7 separate regions of the Homo sapiens genome follow, and all the other regions are linked to region 6. Evidence: chromatin loops called from intact Hi-C (ENCODE). Cell type or tissue: endothelial cell of umbilical vein. All regions are shown on one strand.

Evidence for each region. A loop is a pair of places that touch in the nucleus more often than their neighbours do. Peaks named below come from ENCODE experiments on the same cell type or tissue, not always from the same donor. Only the 100,000 strongest peaks of a DNase experiment are listed, where the experiment ranks them.
Region 1: a loop joins it to region 6, with 5 times the contacts of the local background. A loop is called at or near these places in 2 of 110 quality-filtered maps.
Region 2: a loop joins it to region 6, with 7 times the contacts of the local background. A loop is called at or near these places in 27 of 110 quality-filtered maps.
Region 3: a loop joins it to region 6, with 13 times the contacts of the local background. A loop is called at or near these places in 6 of 110 quality-filtered maps.
Region 4: it touches region 6 in a loop (5-fold over the local background); 8 of 110 quality-filtered maps call a loop at or near these places.
Region 5: it touches region 6 in a loop (4-fold over the local background); 21 of 110 quality-filtered maps call a loop at or near these places.
Region 7: it touches region 6 in a loop (7-fold over the local background); 9 of 110 quality-filtered maps call a loop at or near these places.

What each region holds. Positions count from the first base shown.
Region 1 is chr6:113,493,987-113,497,986 of GRCh38, forward strand. No RefSeq gene overlaps it. Among named protein-coding and RNA genes, the nearest start is that of LINC02518, 63 kb to the left of the region's middle. In endothelial cell of umbilical vein, no CTCF peak of the experiment used is centred here; DNase peaks (open chromatin) are centred at 1,815 and 2,365; H3K27ac peaks cover 3,016 bases.
Region 2 is chr6:112,778,807-112,782,806 of GRCh38, forward strand. The region is part of intron 1 of LOC107986634 (a long non-coding RNA gene); the gene reads right to left. Among named protein-coding and RNA genes, the nearest start is that of RFPL4B, 430 kb to the left of the region's middle. RefSeq lists a silencer at 1,882-1,991. In endothelial cell of umbilical vein, a CTCF peak has its summit at 1,881 (motif pointing right); DNase peaks (open chromatin) are centred at 1,895 and 2,635; H3K27ac peaks cover 245 bases.
Region 3 is chr6:113,120,348-113,124,347 of GRCh38, forward strand. It overlaps LOC105377956 (a long non-coding RNA gene), which reads right to left. Exons shown (of 4, transcript XR_942894.1): 4 at 1,775-1,908. Among named protein-coding and RNA genes, the nearest start is that of LINC02518, 310 kb to the right of the region's middle. In endothelial cell of umbilical vein, a CTCF peak has its summit at 1,787; DNase peaks (open chromatin) are centred at 294, 624 and 1,944; H3K27ac peaks cover 3,167 bases.
Region 4 is chr6:112,875,678-112,879,677 of GRCh38, forward strand. No RefSeq gene overlaps it. Among named protein-coding and RNA genes, the nearest start is that of RFPL4B, 530 kb to the left of the region's middle. In endothelial cell of umbilical vein, no CTCF peak of the experiment used is centred here; a DNase peak (open chromatin) is centred at 2,024; H3K27ac peaks cover 1,398 bases.
Region 5 is chr6:113,304,384-113,308,383 of GRCh38, forward strand. No RefSeq gene overlaps it. Among named protein-coding and RNA genes, the nearest start is that of LINC02518, 130 kb to the right of the region's middle. In endothelial cell of umbilical vein, a CTCF peak has its summit at 2,345 (motif pointing right); no DNase peak of the experiment used is centred here.
Region 6 is chr6:113,878,190-113,882,189 of GRCh38, forward strand. LOC124901382 (a long non-coding RNA gene) reads left to right here. Exons shown (of 3, transcript XR_007059716.1): 2 at 2,585-4,000. Among named protein-coding and RNA genes, the nearest start is that of MROCKI, 6.8 kb to the left of the region's middle. In endothelial cell of umbilical vein, a CTCF peak has its summit at 1,539; a DNase peak (open chromatin) is centred at 1,472; H3K27ac peaks cover 760 bases.
Region 7 is chr6:113,413,055-113,417,054 of GRCh38, forward strand. No RefSeq gene overlaps it. Among named protein-coding and RNA genes, the nearest start is that of LINC02518, 18 kb to the right of the region's middle. In endothelial cell of umbilical vein, a CTCF peak has its summit at 1,607 (motif pointing right); a DNase peak (open chromatin) is centred at 1,637.

The DNA of each region.
Region 1 (4,000 bases), 380 kb before region 6:
CACCCTGCCCGGCCTCTCCTTCCTAAATCTCTAAATCTCTACATGATCTTTGTTTCCCAAGACCCTAGCATGTATTCTATAGACTTGAGTTAGATCATACCTCTTCCACTAATCCAATTAATTACCCAACTCACCCCTAAGCAACATGCTAACCAGAAAGACAACATATTTTATTGGTGAGTATCTATGGTAGGTAAAACCAGATCAACCTGATTCTGCTCTGTCAAGGTCCAGGTTTCTGAGTTTCTATCCTCTGTGAAGTTCCACCAGATCACACAGTATACAGGAGACACTGAAGGACAGGGTCAGTGTCATCTATGGTAGGTAAAACCGGATCAACCTGATTCTGCTCTGTCAAGGTCCAGGTTTCTGAGTTTCTGTCCTCTGTGATGTTCCACCAGATCACACAGTATACAGGAGACACTGAAGGACGGGATCCGTGTCTCGTTCCTTTCTCTGTGTCTTCTCTCCCCAATGGTATTTAAATATATACAAGACTCTCCCAATAAACATATTTTAAAAACCCTTCTCTTTTGTCTTGACTCTCTGTCTTATCACTTAAATTTCTTATGCCCATCTCCAAATTTCTCAGAAGTTCAGCCTGTCCCCGACATTGATCACCCTCTGCTTCTTAAAACTCTCCTAACTTGGTTTCTATTCCACCACATCCTCCTGGTTTTTCTTAAATTTTGATGAGTCTAGCTATTCCCTGTTTTCTTTGCACAGCCATCCCATATTGCCCAGCTTTATCTTATCAATCCCTATGTTCTCTCACATTGTAGTTTTATGTACACCTGTAGTTCAAGAACCACATAGTTACTAATGGCTTCCAAGTTCAAATCCTTGGTCCAAACCTCCCACTAGAAATGCTGATTTGTACATTAAACTACAGTCTCACTAAATGCACCAGAATAAACAGTAAGACTTCAAATTCAATGTGTCCAAAGCTGAAATCATTAATTTCTCCCTTAAGTTTGTTCCTATTCCTATATTCTCTAGTTTATGATACTGCCATTCAAACAAATATTTCAAGTAGAAACGAGGATCCCATTATTAATGTTACCACCTCCCTCAATCCTTGCATGTAATCAATCAAATCGCAGAGTCTTTGTTATTTTACTTCTAAGTAATTATAAAATCTATTCTTCTTATTACCCCAGCTACTGCTGTCATAACTAAGGCTCTTGACTTGAGACACTGTGGCAACCTTCTCAAAAGTCTCACTTAGAACCATTGTATCTTCTACTAGCCACGAGAGTTATAGCTATAATGTCTATGTCTTTTTAGCTCCCTAACTACTCAGAATAAAGCTCCTAGACAAGGAACATGGCCCCTTGCCCATTTCTATGCCATTATTTTTTGCCACTCAGTCTCATGCCTTTTATTTTTCACCTCTGAATCTCATACTTCATATTTCAGAAACCTCTAAATGCCTGCAGTTTCCCGTACAGCATTCAATTTCTTGCCTTCATTCTTTGCTCACAGCCTGTCTCTCTTCCTATCTCTTCTTGTCTTCTCCTCACCTCGGCCAACACACCTTACCTGCCTAACTCCTACTCATTCTTTGAGAATCTCCTATAGATTTTTTTGACATGTAACACCCACCACCCCCCAGGCTGAGTTAAATATCTGTTCTGCATGACCTCACAGTGCCTTGCGTATCTCTTTCCTGAATACTCATCCTCAGCCTTCAGCATAGTGCCCCATATACTGTTGGCTTTCATGAATATGTGTTGAATGGGTGAGTGTAGAATAGCAGGATGGCTTCCTGCTGACTGGGCTTTTAGCAATGTATCAGTCTAAGATATGATGTCATTTCTCTCCATTGAGCAGGGGACTGTGACTAATGATTTTTATCACTATTTCCTACTGAGCCTCATGATTTTGTTTGAAGTATTATAGATTTGAAGAATTTCAACCACATCCAGATCTACATGTGCTCACAAATTATGTTGGAAAATGAATATTAAAGTAGTTTCAATTGTGGAAAATTGTGACAAGTTTTCTCCAATAGAAGATGCAATCAAAGACAGCCTTATCATTTTCATGTTCTTCCATTCCAAATTTGTCACTGGAGATGCCAAAAAGCCAGACAAAGTTTTACCTTTGTGTCTCATCTGTATGTCTTCTCCAGTAGAGTAGTGCAAGTGATGTGAATGGACAGAAAGTTAGTCCACAAAGAGAAAAAGAGAAAAATCCCCTTCCATAATCAAGAGATAGCATAGTGCATTTTTACACTATTTTAGCATTTTAAACTCTAGAAAAATAGAACACTGCTTCCTGTAACTCACAAGTCGGAGCCTGGAATTTGTCTCACAGGAAACATCTGGGATGCTGCAGGTCAGGGGTGATGAAGGTTACAATGGGTATGTTTCACAGGGAAGGAGTAAGTGTGCGGAAACTGGAAGTTTCAGGGTATAGGATGTGAATACTTTTTAAGACAATGGAAGACAATAGCAAAGAAGCACAGACAACGGAAGAACTATGGGAAGAGATCTGAAAAAGAAACCAAGAGGCTTCAAGAGATAAAAACAAAATACGTCAAATAATTACTACTCACTGGATAAAAACAACAGAAAGGGAAAAATTGAGAGGCTGAGCTTTTAACTCAAAAAATGACAGAAGAAATGCAGCAGCATCTGTGGATGACTAAATCTAACATCCTTTGTTTGAGAGATGGTGGAGAACAAGGAAATACCGGCGGGGGAAGAATAGTCCTTTTTATCAGCACGTTGTCTAGCTTTATGGACAAGAGAATTTATCGACTGTTTTACCTGCACATGGTTTTTTTAAAAAAAGTTTATGTTAAACATCACTAATTTTCATTTGAACTTTAAAAATAAAAAATTCACAAAAAATTGATTTAAATATTTCATTCTGGTAAGACATAGAGTACATTGTTTCACCTATACTGATTTATTTTATAATTTGCAATATTAGCATTTGGAGATTTATATTTTGTCTTATCCACTAGGTATATTTCATTCAAAGTACCTTCATGAAACCTAACCTCCAAACTCTCCAGGTTCATGTGTCCCTTCAAATGACAGAAGGATTCAGACTTGCTCTTTATCTCCCATGTCTTTGCTCCAAAGCATTAGACTCCTGGCTTAGCCATCAAGATTACCATTTTAAGTAACAGTTTCTAAATATTCAGGTTCCCATAATAGAATAAAGTTTATACAAGTCGACAATCATAGGTACAGAGTTCATTTTTGTCCCTCTTGGTAAAATGAAATTATGGAAAAATATGTATTTATATTGTCTTTGATTAAGTTGTGTTTGATCTGAGCTTGAAAAGTTATAGAGTTATATAAATATTATATAATATACAGTTATACAATATTTTGCAGTAGCACAATACATATGTAGCACTCTTACAACAGCTATATATTCAGAATATTTAAACAATATTTTTAAAGTTTAGTATCACAAAACTATTTTATATACTGGAAGCCAAAGCCCCACATAAAACAATGCATAAATGTTTTAGGTCAAACAGGAAAAAAAGGGGGGTGGGGAATGATACTGAGAAGTCAAATATATTACTGCATTTTGGAACATTAAATTCATTTACTTATTAAGAAAATTTTGAGTTTTTTTCTAAACTATAAACATGCCTGTAAATGTGACAAATATAACATCTTACGGATGCCTAATGCTAACTCTTAACATGAAACATTACTCCAGACTGCTCTCCATGACTTATACTGAAACAGGAGTGAAAGAAGAAAAAGCATCAGCATTTTATATCTTATTTGTTTCAGGGATTTCTGTGTTATTTGGGGTTGTTCATGGGCAGTAATTGCATTAATTTTCATGTATGACTCCCCACTATCGTAATGAGAAAGGCTTCGTGTAACATTTCTCCATCCCAGTTGCAATTAAAATGAAGGGGCAAGAACAGCAAGATGCTCTGCTATATGGGAAAGTTGAATCTGCAGAAATCTCCTAAGCATTTGTGAAGAAAATTACAACCTACCCTTTACATTTTCTTTCT
Region 2 (4,000 bases), 1.1 Mb before region 6:
GGTTTATGAAGGTGGTTTCATTCAGTGATTTGGTTTTATATTCACTACATTTAAGTAACAATTAACTACATAAAAATAAATTAAAACATGAACATATAGATAGATCTCCATCTTGAAAATAGACATGAAGTCATAATTCTGCTTCCAACCTGCCTATGTTGGGGCATTTTAAAAATTCCCTTAATTGTACATCCTACTCTGTCTTATATACCCTATTTCAGCACAACAGAACAGAGAAAGAATAAGGTTTCCCTTACAACTCTTAAAACTGATATTATCCTATGAAAGTCATTTAGTTATTTTAATTATTTTCATGACACTACCCCCAACAGCTTTCAATTTATTCACAGCTAGTGGGCATCTTTCAGACTATAAATAGTTGTAAATCCCTACAGGGCGAACTTTTTGAGAATTATTTTATCTGGGTTCTTAGAAAGCTTCATATGACTATCTTTTGATGTGCTATTTTAATCCTAATGGAGGAAATTAATATTATTGGAATAATACATATATAAGCTGTATAACTAAACAGCATGGTCATTTTAGTTGATTATTGACCTCTACCACCTCCATTCCTTCTGCCCTTCTGGTTAAAAGCTCGAGAGAGAGAGGAGAGGGAGTTAGTTCTGCTATTACATATTTTCTTCATGTTGGATTGAAGGTCATTATTTTGAACTCATAATTGCCCCTTGGTCTCTCAAACCCCATTAAGCTTAATGGTCTGATTTAATTTGCTTGGCTGGTCTTTACTCTAAAAATACCTTCTACTCCTCCTGCTTTTCCTTCCCTGATATGAACAGACAAAGCCTGGTTTTAATCCATGTTACATAAAATTTCCAGAGGAACCAATGAACATTCTATTCATGACAAAGATTTATAGCAATGCCTCTTCCACTTCATCAAAGAGTGCGATTGCATGGCACATACAGAGTGGGCAGACAGATTTTAATGATGCAATTACCAAAGTTTACCTCTCTGGCTGGTGTAAAAACTGGGCCAACAGGAGTTAAATGTTCCCTCCACAGGAGATCAGGGACAGAATTTTGAATGTCAACTTCTTCCTTACTGAGCTACTACATGTTTTCTTTTATACTTCTTCTACTTCCCTCCTCCCTACCCCACCTCCCATCAAGAGACTTATCTTCCACATTCTCACTGCTGTATTGGTTCAAATCTGCCTTGGACTCTCCTAAAAGTTCTCACAGTGCTGACAGGTCAGTGTAACAGTTTTCCATTAGTAAAGTCCGCATGCATAATTAAAAGGAACTTAGGAGACAAAACCATGAACTTGATACTTGTTATCATTATTCAAAATAGGTAGTTTGAGTTTTAAATCTAGAAAATTCTGACTTTTGCCAACAACAGAAAGAAAGTCCGCAGTTGAATAAACCTATTTTTTTAAAGAGAATAGCAAAAGGAAAACAAAGGCATCTTACAATTAACTTTTTGTTTTGATATTTGTTTAATGATTTGTTTTATTTTTTAAAAAATTCCAGACCAGTCAAATCTATACAATTTCATATTGATTTTTCAAAATTCAGTATCATTCAACACTTATTCATTTCTTTTCAGAACGTTTCTCTTAAATAAAGGTATAGTTTTCTCATTTTAAAGATGTAGTAATTTGTTAAAAGAATCCAGAAAAGTAATATTTACCTACAGAGTCGGAAATCAAGAAATTAGTTGATTTCAAAAGGCCTCCGTTAAGTACGTACTGAAAAGACACATGATACAATGTAAACACTTCCCTTGGGTTTTTATTAATTTTGTTTTATTTCATTTTCTAGACTTTTCCATTTGTCTTTTGGGCTGTATGTACATCAGTGAATGCTAGGAGCGCGGTTGGTCAAATAATGATATGCATATGGATCCCTGTAGGTGGCGCTGCAATCCTGCAAGAATAATTCTAGAGCCACCAACAGGTCTCCATTATGGTCTACCCAGATACTGATTTGGGACGCCTTCAGAAAATGGAAACGCTAATGAAAAATTAGTTAAATTTAACCAACAGTGATTTGTCCAATTTAAAATTAAAAAGGGAAATCATGTAGAACAAACCTAGGCATAAATATAAGCACGTACAACACATTTTAAACATCAACACTAAGTCTTCCTTAACCCTAATACTTCCAAATAATCTTTTTTAGAACCCTTGGCAACCCCAGTTTACACACACTGAAAAACGACAGTGCAATAAGAAAGATTGCATTGGCTTCTTCAACTGAGTAGTCAAAAGCATAGAATGATATTGAGAGTAATCTAAAAAAAAAATAAGCCTTTTCTAGGCTTAATTTTTATAATTTTTATAATATAATAAAATTATTAAATCTGCCAAATAACAGAAATACTTTCCCATGTTAGCACTTTAAATATTTTTAATTCTTTATATATTTGAGACTTATAGAGTGAAACAAAAATACAAAGAAAAATTTTATTAGTTGAATCAAAGCCTTAAGTTCATGATTTGTAAGGGGAGGAAGCACAAAAAAGTATCTGACTTTTTGATAGACTTGACACAGAAGTCAATGGAGACTTGCAGTTTACGTCAGGGTTTCTCAATCTTGGCATTGTTTACATTTGGAGACAGACAATTCTTTGTCATGGGGGGCTGTGCATTGTAGGATGTGTAGCAGTATCCTTAGTCTCTACCCACTAGATGCCAGTAGCACTCCCCCACCCCACTCCCAGTTTGTAACAACCAGAAATGTCTCCAGACACTGCCAAATATCCCTTGGAGGACAAAATTGCTCCTGAGTGAGAACCATTGGTCTATAGTTATGTATTTTTTTATACACAAAGGAAGAAGTATGTTGGAAGCGTGTCCTGTGATAAGCTATTCATAAAAATAGTAAGAGTTTGTTTTCTAATTAATTAATGTCCCAGAGGACCTAGAAACTTTGAGTATTCATCAACATAGACACAGTAACTCATCTCTATCACTTCAATACACCAAGGCATGCATATATTGTCTTCATCAAGTTTACATGCATGTTTCTTGTTTGAAATAACTGACTACTGTTTAAAGCTTTATCAAACAATGTAATGGTTAATGGAGTACCTACCATATTAAAATATTTGGGATTATACCTATTATGTATGCTTTCAGAAGATTACTGGAACATAATCTTCAAATAATAGTGGTTAATGAATTTTCTGGTGCTTTTTTAGGTATTTACTTAGAATAACATTGGAATCACTCACCATATTCTTCAATTTGAAGATTAATAATACTCTTGGAATATGACAAAAAATACACTATTCATGGGGTTTACATATTTTGGAGAACTAAAAATGTTATGCATCAATTTACATCAGATGCCTAGGGCATCTCTTTGCATAGCATGTTAGAATTTGAAGAGACATGCGAAATAATCTTACGTCCGGCCACTTTAGTGGTTTTGAAACTGAGGCTTACGGAGGTTAAATAGTGTCCTCAAAATAGCACAGCGAGAGAAAGTTCTGTGACTAGATCCCAGGTGTCTGGAATGCTTTCCAGTGGCTTCTTCGCCATGTCATGCTTATGGTGGAAGATGGCATCTCAGCTCTGGGTCTACATTTAATCTATTTCTGTATTTTGAATTTAATAATATCAATGCATAAAATACTGGCTTGCCTAGTTATATTATCAAAATATCGTTTAAAACCTTAAGACCCTGTTTGTTAGTTCAGGTCCACCAGACTGCCTACTTAAATAAAACAAGTAAAAATGATGGTGAGAAATTCTTAAGTACCTGTTTGATGAAATATCACTTGATAATTCTGGAAAGCTTTCCTGTTTATTTGAATATTATAGCATTGCTGAAATTGGAATTAAATGAATGCCTGATGTTGATTTTCTTAAAAAAAGAAAAATTCTGTTGCATATTTATTGCTACACTTATTTGTAATAAAGTGTGATAAATTCTCTCAAACATGACTACAAGGCCTGCCATAGCATGTGTTTTGTCATTGCTGTTCAAGTTTACCAGGTGCTGTGTGATAGTTCAATTACCCAATACCT
Region 3 (4,000 bases), 760 kb before region 6:
ACATTCTCAACTCTTTGAAGATCAGCTATTTTTCCTGTTGAGCAATTCATTAGTCATGGTTCTGGTCTTGAGAAAGCGCATGTGGAGCTGAAACCTTACCTTTCCTTCCCTAAGAGAACCAATGTCACCCACTCTGCAGTCACGATTGGATAACTGAAAATCTTGTAAAGAGAAAAAAATGTTGCTTGAAGGCCTCAAATCCTAGACATGTTTCTGATTCAATTTGGTCAATTATTTTTTTCTCTTTGTGATACAAGTATATAAATACTGATTCTGTAGCCTAATAAATGAACTGAGTGTGAACTCCTTGATGAAGACTCTTTCATGATAGTGATTAATGGGCTGCAAATATTTTGAAATAAAAACCTGAAACCACAAACTAGTCATATAGTTGGCTAAATATTTTGTTTGGGTGCTCACATCTAACCTACAGATAACCTTGTGTTAACCCTGTATTCCAAACCAAGAAGGAAAGGCTGGGGTTTTCAAGAGGGCGATTTGTGGTTTGGGTTTGGTCTGTCTGAAAAGAGCTGTGGCTCACAGTCTTAACGAGGTTCGTCTTCCAAGTCTCTGACCAACTGAGCAGAGGTTCTCACAGAAGCAAGTTGTGACAGCTGGAATTTGGCATCCACAGCTTCTTAGAAAAGGCTGCTGATCCCAGACTGATAGTTTTAAAACCTTAAAACAAGACTGTTACCATTCTTGAAATTTGTTTCAGCAGGCGCCAGGGAGGAATGTTACTGCCCCTCATTGCTAGACGGGAGTCTCGTCCCAGCATAACTGAAGATCTTCTGGGCTCTGGGCTCCTGCCTCATTCAGAGATTATGTTTCCCTGTCTGTGGCAGGATGCTGGCAAAACCACATGCTTTGTTTAAACATATGGAACGAGTGGTAAGATCAGCAAAGGCCCTTAAAGCCAATGTCAAAAGGCCATCACCATATGAGAGAACTGAGCAAAATGCACTGAGGACAAGCAATTTGTCTGAATCTTGCAGAAGTAGCTTTTAAATCCTTTATAAAAAATTAAGATTTATTTTTGAATTTTGATACATCTTGTCCAGCTTGTAATTTGTTCACTCTCATGCAAAAGAAAGCATACATATGCTATTAACTCTTGACTATGTAGAATATAAAACTCACTTTGTAGGTGATTCATGGTCTTTCATTTCCCTCTTTAATTTTTCATTTTTTCTAATGCTTTAGGACTAAATTATTTCTTCTATCAAAAAAATAAAAGTCAGCAAGGAATAAGAAACTAAATGTTTCCTTCTTTGTAGCATCTTTGAGAAAAACAACTCTCAACCCTGGAGCACGACTTTGTGATTGGTGACAGTTAAAGACCATAAAATATTTATGTGAGGATATGTAATTTTTTCTAATATTTCAGCTTCTTGTTCTGTCACTTACTAGTGTGTGATCATGGGCAAGACTCCAAACCTCTAGAAGCCTAAATTCCCTACAGTAAACAATAATAATAAAGTTACGTGTTGGTTGTGTGGATTTAATGACTAAATATGAAAATATTATTTGAAAACAATAAAATAAGTGTTACATTATATTGTTATAATCTTTGCTCATGGTAATTCAATGAAATCTTTATATTTTCTGATATTTATAAAATAGAATTTAAAATTATAATATTGATAGATTTATTAAGTTAAATAAAAGTTTTATTTTTAAGTCACACAAAATTGAGAAGGAAAAAGAAAATAGCAAACCGTGAAGAGTTAGACCAGGCCAGTTGGAGTCAGAACTTTAATAATTACCTCCTAGAAGCTGGAGGGGTCAGCCAAGAGGTACTTCTGGTACTGTGGGACTCCAGCATGCCCCAATGGCTCAGGAAGGAATCCTGGGCTTGAAATTTCAATTGCTTTAGTCATCATCCCTTTCAGTGTCAGTGAAAGCCAACTGTAAGGACAAATTCACAGAAAGAGTTAACAGGATGAGGGCAAATAAAGACCCAGGATTGAACTCTGGGGGTAGGGAAGGAACAGTATTTAAGGAATGCTTGGAAAAATATGACTATCCAAACCTGAGAAGCAATACCTAGCAAATTAGGAGGAAAACCTAGACTGAATGGTTTTTCTGAGACCTAATGGGCAAAATTCCAGCAAGGAAAATGTAGTCATTTGTTGTGCTGTCAATGCCACTGAGAAGTCAAATAAGATGAAAACTGGAAAAGGTACCGTAAAGAGGCCAGTAATGAGATTGTATGAGCAGCTTAAATGAAATGAGGGAAGGGTCTAGATTTCAGTGAGTTGAGGTTGGACTAACAATGAAGTAAAGAAAGACAGCAAATGTGGAACACTCCTCATCTTTTTGTTTTAAGGCAGGAGACACTTGATATTGAAAAAATATCTTTAGATAAATGAGAAAGAAAGTGCAATCCCAGGAGAAAAAGAAGGATCACTGATGGAGTAAGTTCTCTTAGGAGCTGAGAGGGTGAAATACTGTGCATTGGCAGGAAGATTAGATATGAGGTGGAGAGAGAAAGAATGGAGGGAGATCAGGATAGTACAGACAGGGAAGTTTACAGGTTTAGAAGCAGGAAAGAAATTGAGCATCTCTATTTTATATATGAAATACTCAACCTTAGTATGCTGCTATATATATTATATTTAGTATATTTCAACAGAGCTCAATGCAATGAAAATAAAATGGGAAAACTTAATTTGAGCTATTCATCTTTATAGTTAAATAGTGACCAAAAGAGGTGCAGAAACAAAACACTATAAATAACTGTTTGCTCATACATTTCAATTAATATATTGAGAGCTTAAGAAGTGTCAGAAAGTTTGTTTTTACTGAGGGTACAAAAGAAAAAGTGAGATTTAGTTCCAACATGAAGGATAATAACTAACCGTACAAGGCTATGGCTTGACTGTAAGAATTCTTAACATCAGAATGGACTCCTTGCAAGAAAATCAAGTATTTTACAGCTAGCTGGAAAGCACCATGGTTACTGTTTTGTCTGGGACTATTTAATAACTAAGCATGGACCTGTTGCCTGGGTGGGGATTGACAATGTGTCTTGTTCAGGCAATGAATCTCTAGAACACTTCTGAGGCATTTAAGACTATGAAATTGAATCTTGTGTGGCATAAAATCAGTCCCACAAATTTAAAAGCAGGACAGAATGTAGATATCCCCCAATATTTTTACAATGTGCAGAATCTTACAAAACAATACATGTAATATTGTTTCTATACTACTCATAGATGATTAGTATTATAACAAAGAAAGCTGTTAATACTTAAGTTTAGTATATTTGGGTTGAGATACCTTTATTGAGAAATGAATTTGCCTTTTGGGAAGTTATTCTAAATATCCAGGAGCATGTGTGTGTGTGTGTGTGTGTGTGTGTGTGTGTGTGTGTATTCCATTATAAAAACTTTAAATAAGCTCAGTGAACATTGAAATTTACCATGCAAGTATATAATATTAATTTTCAGTAGCTTACACTTTGATATATATTTACTAGATAGAATTAACTAAATCGTTCTCCTAATAGCAAAACTTTAACTTGTGAATTAGTGTAAGATCATTTTAGTTCCACTCTGATTTTTACATTGATTAACAAGACATGGAAATTGTAAATTAAATTCTTAGAAAAATTTAGGAATTGTCCCATAAAATTATCTGTGTGTGTGTGTTTGTGTATTCTTAGAATTGTAAAAAGCCTGTAAGAAACGAGATGTTTTGAATTAGTCTGAAATTAGTATTCAATAGCAGGTATGTGCTTTTGTAAGAATGTGTTAGGTCCCAATGTCTTAATTTTGATATTCAATTGAATGTTTGCTGTTTTAGACTTGTGTCTTTTGTTTCCTATTTTTCTTCCTGTTAAGAGTTACAGATTTTCTGGGAGGTTTCAGCCCAGTATAAAAGAGAAGCTCTGTCTACATGTAATAAATGCACACAAATACACACATGTATAGATACTTGAGCAACTACCATGCTATTCAATTTTTGGGTAGAACTTCTCTTGAGATTGAACTTCTGT
Region 4 (4,000 bases), 1.0 Mb before region 6:
TGGAGAATTAGTTGGTGTGGGATGAAAACCCCATACATTTGGTGTTAGGAGTGTAGTGAGTAGAAACAGATTATAGTGACCTATTAGAGTTATTTTCATCTCAGAAAACTTGCATGAAGAAGGGGGAGCTTATACAAAAATAAAGAATAACAACATATAACTTCATCATCTACTTCAAGGAACAAAGATGGCATAGAAAAAAGATTTATACCTTTTCTCCCCCACATACATTTTGTAAACCATATAGACTTCTTATGAATTAATGATAGCATAATAATATATATAATTAGCATTTTTTCAATTTTGGGGAATATTGATTATGAGTAGTTAGGGTACTCTAGAAAGCAGATACTTAAAACAATTTTTTCTCAGGACAGGTCTTTGAACTATAATTTTGATGAATAATTTTATTAGGATAGATACAGAAACAAATAATAGTTTTACTGAGGTTTCTGTTGTTCACCCTAGTACTGTAGTATGTACTCCTTTGAAATTTATTTGAATTCACATGAAATTAATTTGAGTGAATTAACTGAAATAAAACTTGTCTTTTACCGTAATAGCCAATAAGAAATATAATATTAACAATAGACCCAGCCGGGTGCAGTGGCTCACACCTGTAATCCCAGCACTTTGGGAGGCTGAGGAGGGCAGATCACCTGAGGTCGGGAGTTTAAGACCAGCCTGGCCAATATGGTGAAACCCCATCTTTACTAAAAATACAAAAATTAGCCGGGCATGGTGATGGGCACCTGTAATCCCAGCTACTCGGGAGGCTGAGGCAAGAGAATTGCTTGAACGTGGAGGCAGAGGTTGCAGTGAGCCGAGATCATGCCATTGCACTCCAGGCTGGGCAACAAGAGCAAAACTTGTGTAGTCAATATTTATTTATGTCTACCCATATATTTACCATTTTACTTGTTCTTTATTCTTTCCGCTATCTCCACGTTTGCCTCTGACATTATTATTATTTTTTAGACTGAGGTATATCTTTTAGTGAAAATGTGCCAGAGATAAAGTTTTTCTGAACTTACATATTTTTGTTTTAAAATGCCTTAACTACAGCTTTGTTTTGGAAGAATGTTCTCACAGGACAGAGTTCTTGCTTAGTGATTTTATTTTTTCAGTACTTTCAGAATACCAATTCATGGTCTTCTGACATATTTATTCATTGAGAAGCCAGTGTAAATTTATTATTAACAAAAAACTACCAGGTTCATGTATCTTTGTCAAAAGTTGTAGATTATGTAGAGAACTCTAAGTTTCCATTGCTGGATGTTTAGTTGCATGAGTGTTTGAGGATTCACACGTATTATCTATCTCTACTCTCTAAATTTCAAACAAAATTTTAAAATTAGAGGTAGTAATCAGATTTATTGGCTTTATTCTTGACAAGGCTGGCTTGGAGAATCTGGCTTAGATGTGGAAATACAATCTGCCTTTTATGGCCCTGTGACCCACCTTATCCTCTATGTCTCATCTAGATTGAGGGCTAACCCACTTGAGGAAGGATTGGTGTCTGCAGAGCACACACACGCTCAGAAAATACCTGCCTCACACAGCAGACCCTGGTAGCTGGATAGAGTGAGATGGCTTTCAGATGGTCTTGTGAAGGCTTGCCTGGGGCAGAGAACCACTTTGCTGTCAGGAAAAAAGAGAGCTCTCAGGGTAGAGCAGAGCAGGCTCATTTCCTTCTCCTAGTCCCATGAGTCAGGTAAGTTACTTCTCTTCTTTTTCTGGGAGAGAGTTAAGACAAGCCATGGATGCTCACTTTCCTTTTCTAAATGATGCACTTCCCTGCTTTATGGGCCAAAATGAGAACACTGAAGAGAGTTGAGAATAGTACTCCCTTCAGTAAGTGTAGTCACCAACCAGCTCCCTCCTAAGAGCTTGGAATCTCAAAAAAAAAAAAAGCATTCTTGAACAGTCTCCAGGAAGAACATTCCCGAGAACAACAGGCCTAAGAGGAATTTCCTTGGGTTCAGAGGTCCTGTGTTACATAGCTCTGTATCACTCATAGTGCTTTCAGCAAAATGGAGTATAAATAAGCAATTGTAAATTTTGTTTTGTTTTTCTTTGTTCAGTATTGCTTAGAGCAACAAGATTTAAATTTAAATCACTATAGATTTGATCACTGTAGAAAAGAATCAGAAATTCACCCTCGTTTCCAATTTCAAATGTAAACGCCACCAGTACAGTAAATGTACCATGAGAAACCTATTGGTGGCACTATGGAATTAGACAACTCTAGAGAAAACTTAGCAATAAATGGATATCCCTCTGAAACCTCAAGAGGTAATTTCCTTTGGTGGGATAATATGTAGATAAAATTGGAAATGAAAGCTATAGTTGAGCTATTTGTAATCAAGACACCTGCACAATTAATTTTAAAGTAACATATTGTTTTGTGGGTAAAATTAAATGTCTTATACAAATGTCTTATACAAGCACTTACACACTCTGGGAACAGATGCCAATGAATACATTTGGTGACTATTCATCAACCTCACAAAGATCACCTTAGCTTACAGAAAACACAGGGACCATTTTAAAAGTAAATTTGTAAAATTACATGAAGAGAAAGACATGCAATTCTGTGACTTTATGTGTCTTTTATTGCAAATACTATTGCTAAGACAAAATACCCACTCACATACACATAAATGAACTTCATGGATGCATGTATGGATAGAATGGATAGACTTCTGTATTGAGGTATAGATGCCTTTGTGAACAAATTTTTGTGCTTTAGCATGTTTTGTTCCTTTGTTTTAACTCTAGCATTCTTACCAAGAAAAATAACACATGTTGAAAATCCAAAGCAATGTAGATAAAGATCACATACCTTTTAGACACTAGCAACATTAGAATACCATGCAAAAAAGATGTTCATCAGGGCAAGGCTAATAAACAGTCCCCTGGAAATATCTTTCACCTCCCGCATAGTCCATTCTTCTAGCTGTAACTCCAACTAGTGCCACAAGACTTGTTTTTTTCTGGCTAAGCCCTGGGCAACATTCACCATCAAAGTACTATTATCTTCTTAATTTTTGCTTAGAAAAGAAAGAAAAACACACTTAGTGTTAAGATTGGATATGTTTTTAATTTTTAGATATCTGTACTATGGACATGAGCAAAATAATATGGAACTACAGTTTTTAAAAATGGCCACACAGAAAACCACCTTAGATGAAATGAATATGTAACCTGCCGTCGATTTAAAAAAATTAAGCTCACTGTCTCATGTTGAAAGGTCACAATCATTAATCTATTTAAAGTTAGCAACGGCCCGTGTGTCATACACGATTGTGGACACCTGACCTTGATACCTGCCATTCCACTGCCTCCCACAAGCTGTAGACAATTTAGTACTCCATCTGACAGTGACTTCTTTGTCATTTCTGGCTATATTCTTCATTTTTCCTCCTCTTGCTCCCACTTTAGAAACTACCATGTCCTTTCTTTCCCTTTTATGCTTTCTTATGAAATTTTATATCCTTTAATATTGTAACTACGTATATCACATAAAAAATAAACAACAAAAATCTTGGAAGGTATTCTACAGAATAAAGACGTCAGTCAGTTTGAAAATATTAGATACTTAATACAGGTAACATCTTAAGATTTAAAGTTTAGACTTATACTATGTTTTTAAAGGGACACTGATCAAGGATCTGAACTAAATTATAATGTAGACACAAAAAGACATCGCTAATGTTTCTGTAACAAAATGTCCACTAACAAAACAAAAGGTATTTTGTCTTAAAATTTGCAATGCTTTATTTTAAACAGTACAATAGCAACAATTATGTACCGTGACACAATTATAAAAAATTATCATCAAAGATAATAAACATTAAGATATTGTTGAAGGGTATTATTAGCTGGATTGTGCCCCTCCTCACACACCAAATTCATATGTTGAAGTATTGGCCCCCAGTACTTTAGAATGTGACTGTGTTACAGGATATTTAGGGTGGAATATCTCTGTGGCAGGTGG
Region 5 (4,000 bases), 570 kb before region 6:
TTAAGATGCTCAAAACTCAGAGGGATTGAATTATAAGCAAAGGAATGTTACTATAAGAATACTAAAAATATGAGAATTTTTAAATAAATAAAGGACAGAAACCATAAAGGAAAAACAACAACCAGCTAGCCATACAAAACTGTAAATGTTTATTTGACTAAAGATGACATAAAAATGTTAATCCACAGTCACAAAAATGTTTTCCATTTTAAATATTGAAGTAAGAGTCTCTAGTCAAATGATAACCAAACCATGTGAAGAGAATAAATACATAATTCACAATAGAAGATTAAAGAATCAAATGTTAACTAAAAATTTTTATTACTCCAATAGTAAAACAATGCTAATAGGATCAATATTTTCATCTATTAGACAGAAAATAATTTAAAATATTGATATTATCCAACTATAAAGTGTTCTCAAGGGTATAGGTAAATAGCTTCTCATGAATGTTCTTTATAAATAATAAATTGATTCAACTTTTTTGAGGTCAAGTGGGCATTTTTAATCAATAAGAATGATGATAAGTATTTATTACGCATTATATATTGCATAAGTATTTATGCCTTAAATACTTTATGTTTATTAACATTTGGTTTTTACAAGGACTCTGTGAGGTAGATATTGTTATTATTCTTCCCTACTTTGCAGAGGAGAAAACTGAGTCATGGAGAGGTCCAATAGCTTACCTAGTTAAAAAAGAAAAAAATTATACAACTAGGAAGCAGAGACAGTGGAATTTGAACCCATATACTCTGGCACCAAAGTTTGTGGCCTTAACTTTTCTGTAATACAACCCTATAGTGTTTCATATATTGTTTTTAAATGTGCCCAAGATTTTATTTTTATTCGAGGATGGTGAGGCTAACAGATCAAGAAACAGGGTTATCAAAAAGACAGTTTGTTGCTCACAGTTCCCAAGAGAAGGGACATGCTAAACCACACAGGGCCACCTGGGCAGCACCCAGGTCAGGCAGGTGGGAGAAGAAGCAAGAGGAAAGCACGGGACACAGCCTTTGTTATAGTCTTCACAGGAAGGAATGGACAAGGCAAGGGAAGCAAGCTGTGCAGTCTTAGGACTGGGTAGTTTGAATAATTTCAGTGGGCTCTGAGATACAGGGGTTATCTCTAGTTGCCTGATACCCAGCCCTGGGATAATTTGGACAGATGAATATTGCCTCCTGGAGTATAAGAACCAGACAGAATAGGTGGTTGAGAGTATGGACTTGGGATTGGTTGATTCGTATATCAAAAGCACACTTTTAGGCCAAAAAAATAAAAGTGTGCTTTTGCTATACAAACCAACCAATGGTTGCTTTTTTGCTATGTCTAGGAATAATCTAACCTTGGAAGGGGCAATCTGTCCAGGGACAGAAACACTCCAGATGCCAGAGCATCAAGAATAGAGAAAATAAGAAAATATGCTAATGCATGTATGTATTTTATTTGACTCACTAATTTACTATCTAGGGTTTTATACTATAGAAATCCATGCGTAAGCAGAGATGTGTAACACAAATGCTCAATGCAACACTGCTTGCGACTGCTAAAACTTGGAAACAATATATATATTTATCAAGAGCAGGTAGTGGGATTGATTTTGCTATAAACAGAATGGGTTGTGCAAATCTTAACAAGAGGAGAGATGACTATGTGCATTGACATGGTAGGCTGTATGTACAGTTATATTTACATGAGAAAGGCTGAGAAAGATGAAAATACTTTCTGCTTCATACACTACTGTATTGTTTCAGTTTTCATAAAGAGCCTATTCTACTTTTCATACTTTTGATAAGGATTATTTTCTGTTTTATATCCTAATAACAGAAGAATATATAAGTTAATTTGAGTGATAAGGGACTAACTGCAAATAAAAGATCAACTGCGGTGTCACTTTTGAAGAAAATACAATGATCCTGGTGTTTGTAGAAGCTGTGCCTACAGAGAAGGAAGTCAGGCTCTAGCAAATCACTGTTAGAGGTAGGGATGTTTCTGAAGAATTCTAACCACTGGCCACAAGACAACAACAGTTCTATAAAGTTAGTGGGCATCAGAACCATGTGAAGGGCTTATTACAACAAGATTGAGATTCCTGCTCCTCACCTCCAAAATTCATGATGCAGAGGGTCTGTGGTGGGCCCCAAAATGTGCATTTCTAACAAGTTGCAGGTGGTGCTGATGCTGCTAATCTGGGGACCACACTTTGAGAACCACTACTCAAGAGAATGAGCTATTGAATGAGGACACTAATTCAGAGGAGACTTTTTAACAGCTTTGAGTAGAGGCTGGCTCAACTGACCTTGACAAAGGAGCAACCAGCCATACCTGTGAGACTGGGTGAACGAAGCCTGCCAGCAGAGGGCAGTGCAAGAAATAATAGGCACCCCAAGTGTGAACAGAGCTATTGTTCTAATTTCACCTGACTTAACTGCATGACGAGAATCCGAAATGATTCACTGTTTAAGTAAGGTTAAGTAGTGATTCTTCAACATAGCTGTTTTGAGTGATCAACTGCAAGGTAAATATTTTGGGGTCGATCCTCAGGCCTGGAATACTCACATGGCCAAGTCATATATTGGTTATGGAGGATCCCAAAGGAGGCAGTGAAAAATCTTACAGCTTAAAAGCCCAGTTGTCAGGGATATTATTTGGCAAAAATATGTTTCAACTTCTCTATATGAGTCTCTTCCATTTCCATTCATATACTCCCTTGTCGAACTTGACTCTGTGAAGGGCAACACTAAATTTTACCTCCTTTGCTAAGATATTGATATGAGAGTGGTGTGGAAAATATGTCACTTTCTCATGAAAAAAATAATAGGAAACCCTGAAACTTTGCTCTAAACTTTAGCCAAATTGACTCACGAAGTTTAATTTTGGTTATCATTTCATGTTCAAAATTCAGGACAAAATGGTGAAAGAAAATACTAGATAGTAGTTTTGTTACATTTGTTTTATTATCTCAAATCGGGTTTCTGTTACAAAATATGTTTAGAGCTACTATCAAAAATAGTGTCATCATATTGATCTGAATTACAGAATGGTAAGGTACTGAGCATTTGGTTCAATTTTGTCACTTAAAGGTAGCATTGGTCATGCCAATTGATGACAAGGGCATCAAAAGGAGCAATAGCGACAAAGGGAGTACTATTAACATATGCTGTTTTATAAATAAAGTCCAAGATTTGAACCAAAGTAATCCAAGCTGAAACACTGGCATTTTACATAGAGTCAAATATTATCACCAATGTGAAATGCATTACAAGGTAGAAAAATACATTTCCTATTGTTTTCAAAAGATAATATCTATATTTTATGTTTGATGTTTATTTATTTATTTATTTATTTATTATACTTTAAGTTTTAGGGTACATGTGCACAACCTGCAGGTTTGTTACATATGTATACATGTGCCATGTTGGTGTGCTGCACCCATATATGAGTTAATGGGTATGTTCGATGTTTAAATCAGAAAGTTGTTCCGCCAAAATCTGAGAAATTAAGAACTTTTTATGTAACTCTATCACTTCTTTCTGAAGTATGACATGCCATATTATGTGATCATAGCAATAATCTAATTGCAATGACTAGTTCTTACACCACAGATTTTCAGACTCACTGTGGGATGGATAGTAAAGGATGGCAATGGTTGGTTAAATAGGGAAAAAGAATACGGACCAATGAATATGCAGGATGAATGAACAGCATTTACTGATGAACAACACAATTCCCCTCTATTAATACCAAGGACTGAATTACAACTGAGATCCTTGCTCTTCACACACTGGCAAAGACCTTTGGCAGCAGAGGGCTGAGTCATTTTTATCTGCCGTGTTGCCATGGGATTCTACTGCCCTGGAGATCCTTCTACTGGCACCTGTAGCACCAGCAATGTGCATCACTCGCACTGGGAACTCTCTCAGGGAAGAAGCAGAGACAACCCACCTGCGAACTTTTCAAAATCAGAAAGTGTCATTTTTGCAGTGATTGAGTTATCTCT
Region 6 (4,000 bases):
GGTTAACAGCATTTCCATAGGAAATGAATTTAAAAAGTAAGAACAAGTAGAATAGCCAGGTCAAAAAATACATGAATTTGCCACACTGTCATCAACACAGCGATGAGATTTTTGTCTGCCTACTCAGTTACAGAGGAAACAGATCGTGAACTGACACAGGGTTGAGGATGAACAGCACAGGTGTGGGAGGAGGATGAAGGAATGTGAAAGGACACTGATGTGAGAGATGTTAAAAGCCATTGACCATGCAGTCCTGCATGGAAACCCAGAAGAAACAGGAGACAATGGAAACTCAGCAGCACCCATACAGACTCAGAGATGGTAATGGGAGAGGAGGTAGTGAAGTTAGATGAACAGAAAATAATTTGATTATTGGTTTGAAGTTGAAGATTTCAAACATGAAACAATTCTGGGTGAAGATACAACCTAGACTAGAATGACTGACCATGGAGTTCTGCTTCTAATACTGGCTGTTGGAAAGCTATTGATGCTGTTTTATTTGGAGACATTACTTTTTGACTGAAAAATATAAATTGGATAGGCACCCTTAAAAACCTGGGGCATAGTTCTAGTGATCATATTTTATAAACCCAAATTAAAGCAGATGGCTTAGCAATAGCCCCTACATTTTGGTAATTTGTTGATGTATTTATATGAAAAGACAAAATAATATGTAACATATAACAATATATTGGTTCTATGTCAGAAAACTCAGGAACCACAGTTTCTGTAGCCATTATAGCAGTAACTTTTAGAATGACAAATAACAATGAGGCAAAAAATTAAATACTTCCAAACATGCTTAAAATACAACAATTTTGAGTTAGACTGTAAACTTCTTGAGAGAAGAGACCATTTATGAACTCCTGTGTTTCAATACTCCTTTTGCACAATTGTTCCCTTCATCACTACCAATATTTAGGACAGTATGGGCCAACAGTAAGAGATAAATAATACTTCTTGTTTAAATTCTTGGTTGGTGATTTTATCTATCTCTTTTGGGGAGGTGCATTCCAGCTAGAATAACTTAATTTTTTTATCCCCCAGAAGGATGGGTGTATTCTTTCTTGTTCTACTGCTAGTTTAAAGAACAGGCGACTTCCCTGCTCAGATTCCAAATTCCTTAGGAAAACAAGAAGCGACAACAAAACCACACCAGTAACTTCCACTCACATGTCAGTTTTAAAACAACTTGGGAAAGGTCAGTCTATTTGACTTCCTTCTATTGTTGAATTTACCCAGTTCCTGATTATATTACAGTCAGGTGGTGATTTTTAAAGGATATTCCTTTATCTGTTTCAGTTTTCTAAGCGACATAAATTAACCAGGAGCTTTCTTTTCACACTGAATACTGTTTGTCTTGGGAAAAGATTAGCTGTGATTTAAAATTTTTTTAAAAAACCTGTTCTCTTTAGCTCTTGCCTTTGCAAGCACACCGATAGCACTGGAGTGGGAACCCGTTGAAGAGATAGGTAGAAGGGAGCCAAGGAAAGCTCACCAGTGACACGAAGAGGTCACTGGTGTGTACTGTATCTCAATTTCACTGCCAAGGACACTCCTTAGTGGATTAAGCACTAAATTTAGACTTACTGAAATTATAGTCTTAGCCTTCAAACTAGGATTTCAGTTTGTTTTGATTTCTATTATCTCAAAGTTATTAGGTTTGTCCCAATTATCTGAAAACACACATTTATACTATGCAGTGGCTGAGTATAATGTGTAGAAAATTGTTCCTTAGGAAATCTTTTTAGTCTATCTTATGAACAATTCAGAATAATATATTATTTTTATATTTATCATTTTATTGATTGTTATTTTACTTTTCAGTTACCAATGCTACTCTAAATTTTCTATGGTTTTCTATATAATCTCTATATAATCTCCATATTTTTAGTACATTACATTTTTTTACCTTTATTATTATTATTTTTATCTCCCACTTGGCTTGGCTGCTTTAGTACATTTTTAAATGCTGCACAGACAATATCTGATAGTTAAAGTAGAATTCAATGTTTTCTTTTTTTTTAACTTTTAACTTCTGGGGTACAAGTGCAGCTTTGTTACATAGGTAAACTTGTATCCTGGGGGTTTTGTTGTTGAGATTATTTCATCACCCAGGTATTAAGCATAGTACCCATTAGTTATTTTTCCTGATCCTTTTCCTCCTCCCTCTCTCCACCCTTTCAAAGGCCCATGTGTCTTGTTGCCCTCTGTGTGTCCATGTGTTCTCATCATTTAGCTCCCACTTATAAGTGAGAATATGTGGTATTTGGTTTTCTGTTCCTGCATTAGTTTGCTGTGAATAATGGCCTTTAGCTCCATCTCTGTCTCTGCAAAAGGATACAAACTCCTTCTTTTTTATGGCCATATAGTATTCCTTGGTGTATATATACCATATTTTCAACATGAAAAAGGGGTGGAATATCAAAATCATCATTTGAAAAAAGAAATCCACAAAACTGGGTGGGAGTGGTCTGGGAGGAGATTGTGCTGGATGAGGAGATGTGTTTAGAGCATAACTTACTTTCTTTCTTTCTTTGTTTCTTTGTCTCTCTTTCTCTTTCTTTCATTTTTTTTTTTTCAGACAGAGTCTCTGCTTGCTCTGTCACCCAGTTTGGAGGGCAGTGGCACGATCGTGGATAACTGCAGCCTCGACCTCCCAAGCTGAAGCAGTCCTACCACCTCAGCCTGCCAAGTAACTGGGATTACAGGTGCACACCCCCATTCCTGGCTTTCTTTGTTTTTTCTGGTATAGATGAGGTGTTGCTGTGTTCCCCAGATGGTCTCAAACTCCTAGGCACAAGTGATCTTCCCGCCTTAGCCTCCCAAATTGTTGGGATTACAGATGTGAGCTGCTACGCCAGGCCTAGAGCATAAATTCTCAGATTACTTGAATGTGTTTCATGGGTAAACCTGCTTTTAGACTTCAATAATACTACTTACCAGAATAATGTTCCAGAGGCAATTTAGTATATGTTGGTCATCAGTGTTTAGGAATTGGGTAACCAAACCAGCAAGCTTAAAGTAACGGACAAGGAGTGCAGAGCAATGGTTATGAGCACACATTCTGCTTTGGGGAATTTGCGCAACGTGACCTTGGGCAATTTACCTAGCCTCTCTCTGCCTCAAGTTCCTCACCTGTAAAAGGAGGATAACAGAACTACCTCTTAAGATTGCTGTGAGGATTCATGAGGTAATAATATATGTATCACACGATATTGTGAACATTAATCCTGGCACATAGTAAACACTCAGACATCAACGTGAATACTCTGCCCAGTTTTTAAGTTGGTGTAGACTCCAGATGAACCATAAAACTGGTGGAAGTTTTAAAATAATGCCCATTTCTAGAGGTGGAAAAAAATAGCAAGATCAAAGAGCCCTGGCCTCTATGAAGGGATTGTGAAAGAGGAGAGAGATAATTAAGCATTTGGTTTGTACCAAGGAGGAAACACGTTTAATTTATAGCAGGAAAGGCTTAGTTTCAAGTTGGTAGACTTCCTGGCACATTGCGCTGTAAGATACTATTGAGCTGAAAATTGCAAAGAAAGGAGAACTTACTCAATGTCAGTCAAGATGGCATTAGTAAACTTGGAAGCTTCCCTGCATCTTTTTTGGATATGAAGTATAATGATTTGACATAAATATACTACTGCCTAAAACAAAAGAGCTGGATTCTACCACTATTAGAGTCACTTAACAGGGAGAATCACTTCACCCTGGGTCTCCTGATAGCAATTCAGTAACTAAGTTCCCTTGGTTGAGTTCCAAGACCAGTAATTCTTATAAGGAGGTTCACTCTAGAGCAAATAGTGTTTATGGTGATGTTTAAGCCTTACCCACATTCAATTTGAATTACAATGGAAAGTAAAAGTATTTGACATCTAATAATCCATTTACATTTGTTAGTGATCTCAATTTAAATCACCGTGCCTATGGCCTGACAGATGAGTTACTAGATTTTGATTTTCCTGAGGTTTATAATGTTTTAAAACTCATT
Region 7 (4,000 bases), 470 kb before region 6:
GTATAAACAAATATGAAATTATCCTTGAGGCATGGAAAATTTGATCCTCTTAAAGAGCTCTTTGGTTTGATGTTGCTTGGTTTGCTTTCTTTTTGTTCTGAGAATTAGCATGACTCAGCAGTCTGTAATGTTAATTGCAATCAAGACCAACAAGTTAATTCAAATAAGGAAACTTCAAGAAAATCATTAAAGTACCAGGCTAGCTATTAATGATGATAATAACAATAATGATATTTTATGTGTCTATAGTTACTTTTTATATGAGCATTTAAGAGGACTTTACTAATAAATACTTTGATTTTACCCAAATAAAGCTACTTTTTCAATTATATGCACTTCTGTAAAATTGCTTCAAATATCAGTATGCATCATACACATAGAAGCCTTGAATTTTAGCACTTGAACCATTTATGCACTTAGTTTATTTAAAGAATATCAGTTTTTTTAATGTTCTAGAAATAGCTTGCATCCTGAAAATTGATTACAGGTGTTATCAAAGTTAAACAGCTATTATTATAAATGATACAAGAGAAAATATAGATATATGCACCTCTTTTATAGGTCAGAAATGGAAATTCTAATGACCTAGAAAAGAACATTTTTGGAAATTTGTCTCATCTCAGTGAAACTTAGGCTTTTTCTTGTTCTTCCAGGTTGAATACTTTAATAGCAAAACTCTTTGTCTTAAAAAATATATATACACATACACATGCCTTGGGTTCAGGGGTGCTCTGATACATTGTAAGTTATCCTAGATGAGAGAGTATCCTAGGAGTGATCATTCCTCCTCTCTGCTGAGTGAGCCCCTCCAGGATGGGGCTGAGCAGTGCATTTATCCCCTAAAAGATAAATTTAGCTCTGTGGTGAAAGGCATTGAGTTGTCAATGGTTCCCTAATGAAACCTTCACTTGGCCGGGCACGGTGGCTCACTCCTGTAATCTCAGCCCTTTAAGAGGCCGAGGTGTGCAGATAACCTGAGGTCAAAAGTTCGAGACCAGCCTGGCCAACATGGTGAAACCCCATCTCTACTAAAAATACAAAAATTAACTGGGCGTGGTGGCACATGCCTGTAATCCCAACTACTCGGGAGGCTGAGGCAGGAAAATTGTTTGACCCTGGGAGGCAGAGATTGCAGTGAGCCAAGATCATGCCAGTGCACTCCAGCCTGGGTGACAGAGCAAGCAAGAAAAGAAAAGTAAAGAAAAGAAGGAAAGGAAAGGAAAGGAAAGAAAAGAGAAAAGAAAAGAAAAGAATAAGGCCTCTGTGGCTGGAAGCTGGTAAGGGACAAAAGATAATCTTAGAAACAGGGTCCAAATCCTATGGGATCAAGTAGGTTGTGATAAGGAGTTTCAATTTTGCATTCATTTCAATAGGAAGATATTAGAATGCTAAGAAGATCACCACAAATGTGCTTGTTTGAAAACTAATAATAATGGTAGTAATAATAGCAACAATTCAAAAATAACAGTGGTTTGGATTTTCTCTCGCCAGCCCTCACTCTCCTCCAAATGAGATAAGAAAGGTGTCACAGTGCCAGGGAAGTATAATAACATCAGAAGGGGTGAAACCTGTGCAGAGCTCTGAAGCATTGGCAGAGCCTGGCCTGGTGGCCAGCAAGAGGCTAATGGTGCCAATTACCAACAGAGGGAGCCTGGAGATGGAGCAGACTCCTGGAATATGATGATGGAGGAGACTGACTCATTTTTGGATATTTTATGAGTAAGTAGTCTATTGGAATATCCAGGCGGATTTTTTCAGCAGACCTTTGTAATAATGTCAGAAGAACCGTCTGACATTATTATAAAGAACTTAAGATAGAACTGTAGATTTGGGAGCCCTAAACATACACAGTGATCAGCATGTACGTTTTTTGTATTTGTGAATTAAACATGGTTTAAAAACATTGAACAGTCTATTTTTTGAGAGAGTAAAATTCCTAAGAGACAGAATGTTAGAAGATATTTACAATCTGTGTTGTAGTAACCAACAGAGTATATAGTGACTACTAAAACCTGGGAGCCGTTTTTTTTTTTGTTTTTTTTTTTTGTTTTTTTTGTTTTTTTTTTTTTTTGAGACAGAATCTTGCTCTGTTGCCCAGGCTGGAGTGCAGTGGTGCAATCTCGGCTCACTGCAACCTCCACCTCCTGGGTGTAAGCGATTCTCATGCCTCAGCCTCTGGAGTAGTTGGGACTACAGGCACGCACCACCATGCCTGGCTAATTTTTGTATTTTTAGTAGAGACAGGGTTTTGCCGTGTTGCCCAGGCTGGTCTTGATCTACTGGCCTCAAGTGATGCACCACCCTCAGCCTCCCAAAGTGCTGGGATTATGGGTGTGAGCCACTGCGCCTGGCCAGGAGTCTTTCTTCTTACCAGTTTTATATAAGCAACAACAAACTCCCTTACCCAGCAGTATTACTAAAATGACTAGAAGCATTAAGGTTTGAGGACATTCCTAGCACAATGCCAGACCCTTTATGACTTTTTTGACCCATGACAACAATCCCACTTAAAATAAAACAAAAACAAACAAAGAAAAGCAAAACAGACTCTGTAAACAGAAAATTCACTTGCTACTTTATAGCCAGGTCTCTTAACCTGAGGTCCATTGGATTGCTTGGTCTCTAGAGAGGCTTCAGGTAGTCTGTGAATCCTTTGATTTATAATCAAAATAGTTGGGGTGGGGGAAAGATGTACATGAAAATTTTCCTAGAGTCCATCTCTCTCATCAGAGACTCCAAAAATTTCTTGACTCAGGAGAGTTTAGAAACCATTGCCTTATACTGATAATATTGTTGTTGGTAACAATGATGACATAATATGAAAATTCCCTTCTTCGCCACCTACCATACTCTCACAAATTCACCAAAAAAAAAAAAAAAAAAACCAATAACAACAAACAAAACAAAAACAATATTTGGTAATTTGGTATCAGTACCAGCAATTCCCTGATGATTTTAAGTGTAAAGGTAGGTGTACAGCCCACAAGTTATCCACTACTAGTCCACCATCCCTTGGATACACTCGCCTGGTTGGCGTTTCTAGTTTCTCCATTTCTCATATTTGTCAATCCCCTTCTGCTAATTTCTGGGTATAATATAAATTAAAATGTTAATATATAGCTATTTGGGCAAGGTGAAGATATAGAGTGTCTTGAATCCAGGTCACTAGAATTTGTAGAGCAGCCTACAGTTTAAAAGTATTTACTGTGAGTTAGGGTATAATTCATTTCCATTTTATAGATCAGAAAACAGAGTGCTTAGGGGTTAGATGACTGGCCTAATTTTATCCAGCTGGTGCAGTGCCAGGACTTAAGCCTAAAAGTTCTGACTCAAAATTCTTGTTCCACAAACTGAGACAGCTTTTCCCAAAGGAATGAAACCCAGCCTTTCTCTTCCACAGTGCTCCATTAAAAAAAAAAAAAAAAAAAAAAATCAAATACGTGCCAATTAATATAGCTCTGTATAGGGAGATTTTAAAATATCTGGAAACAAACTAACCAAACAACTGTTTAACTTTCTCATCCTAGACATGACCAGAAGACTTATTGAACAAAAACACTGCAATGATGCTATACTAGATCCAGCTCTATCTTTGAAAGTAACCTCTTTGGGTTGGAGAGTTGTGATGGAGAATAATGTTTTTATACCCTCTTCCCCAATAACCTCGAAACATATATTTTGAATGAATTAGCCACCAAAAGAAAAAAATGTGTTTTCTCTTGACTATTTGCTTTAGTTTATTAAGGTTTTCAATCAACACTCTTCCTTATCCAAAACCCTTCTCTTACTTCCAGTCTTTTCCAGGTAATACTGTTACTGGTCTCCCTGGGGCTATTTTTCTAGTACAATCAAGTCTGCTATTTTTTTTTTTTTTTTTTTTTGCCAGATAATCCTTCTAAACACAAACCAAATGGCATCAGTCTCCTGCTCAAAAACACTGATCATTACCTACTACAGGATACCCTTAATGAGCCCTTCTGTAATCTGGATTCAAAATCTT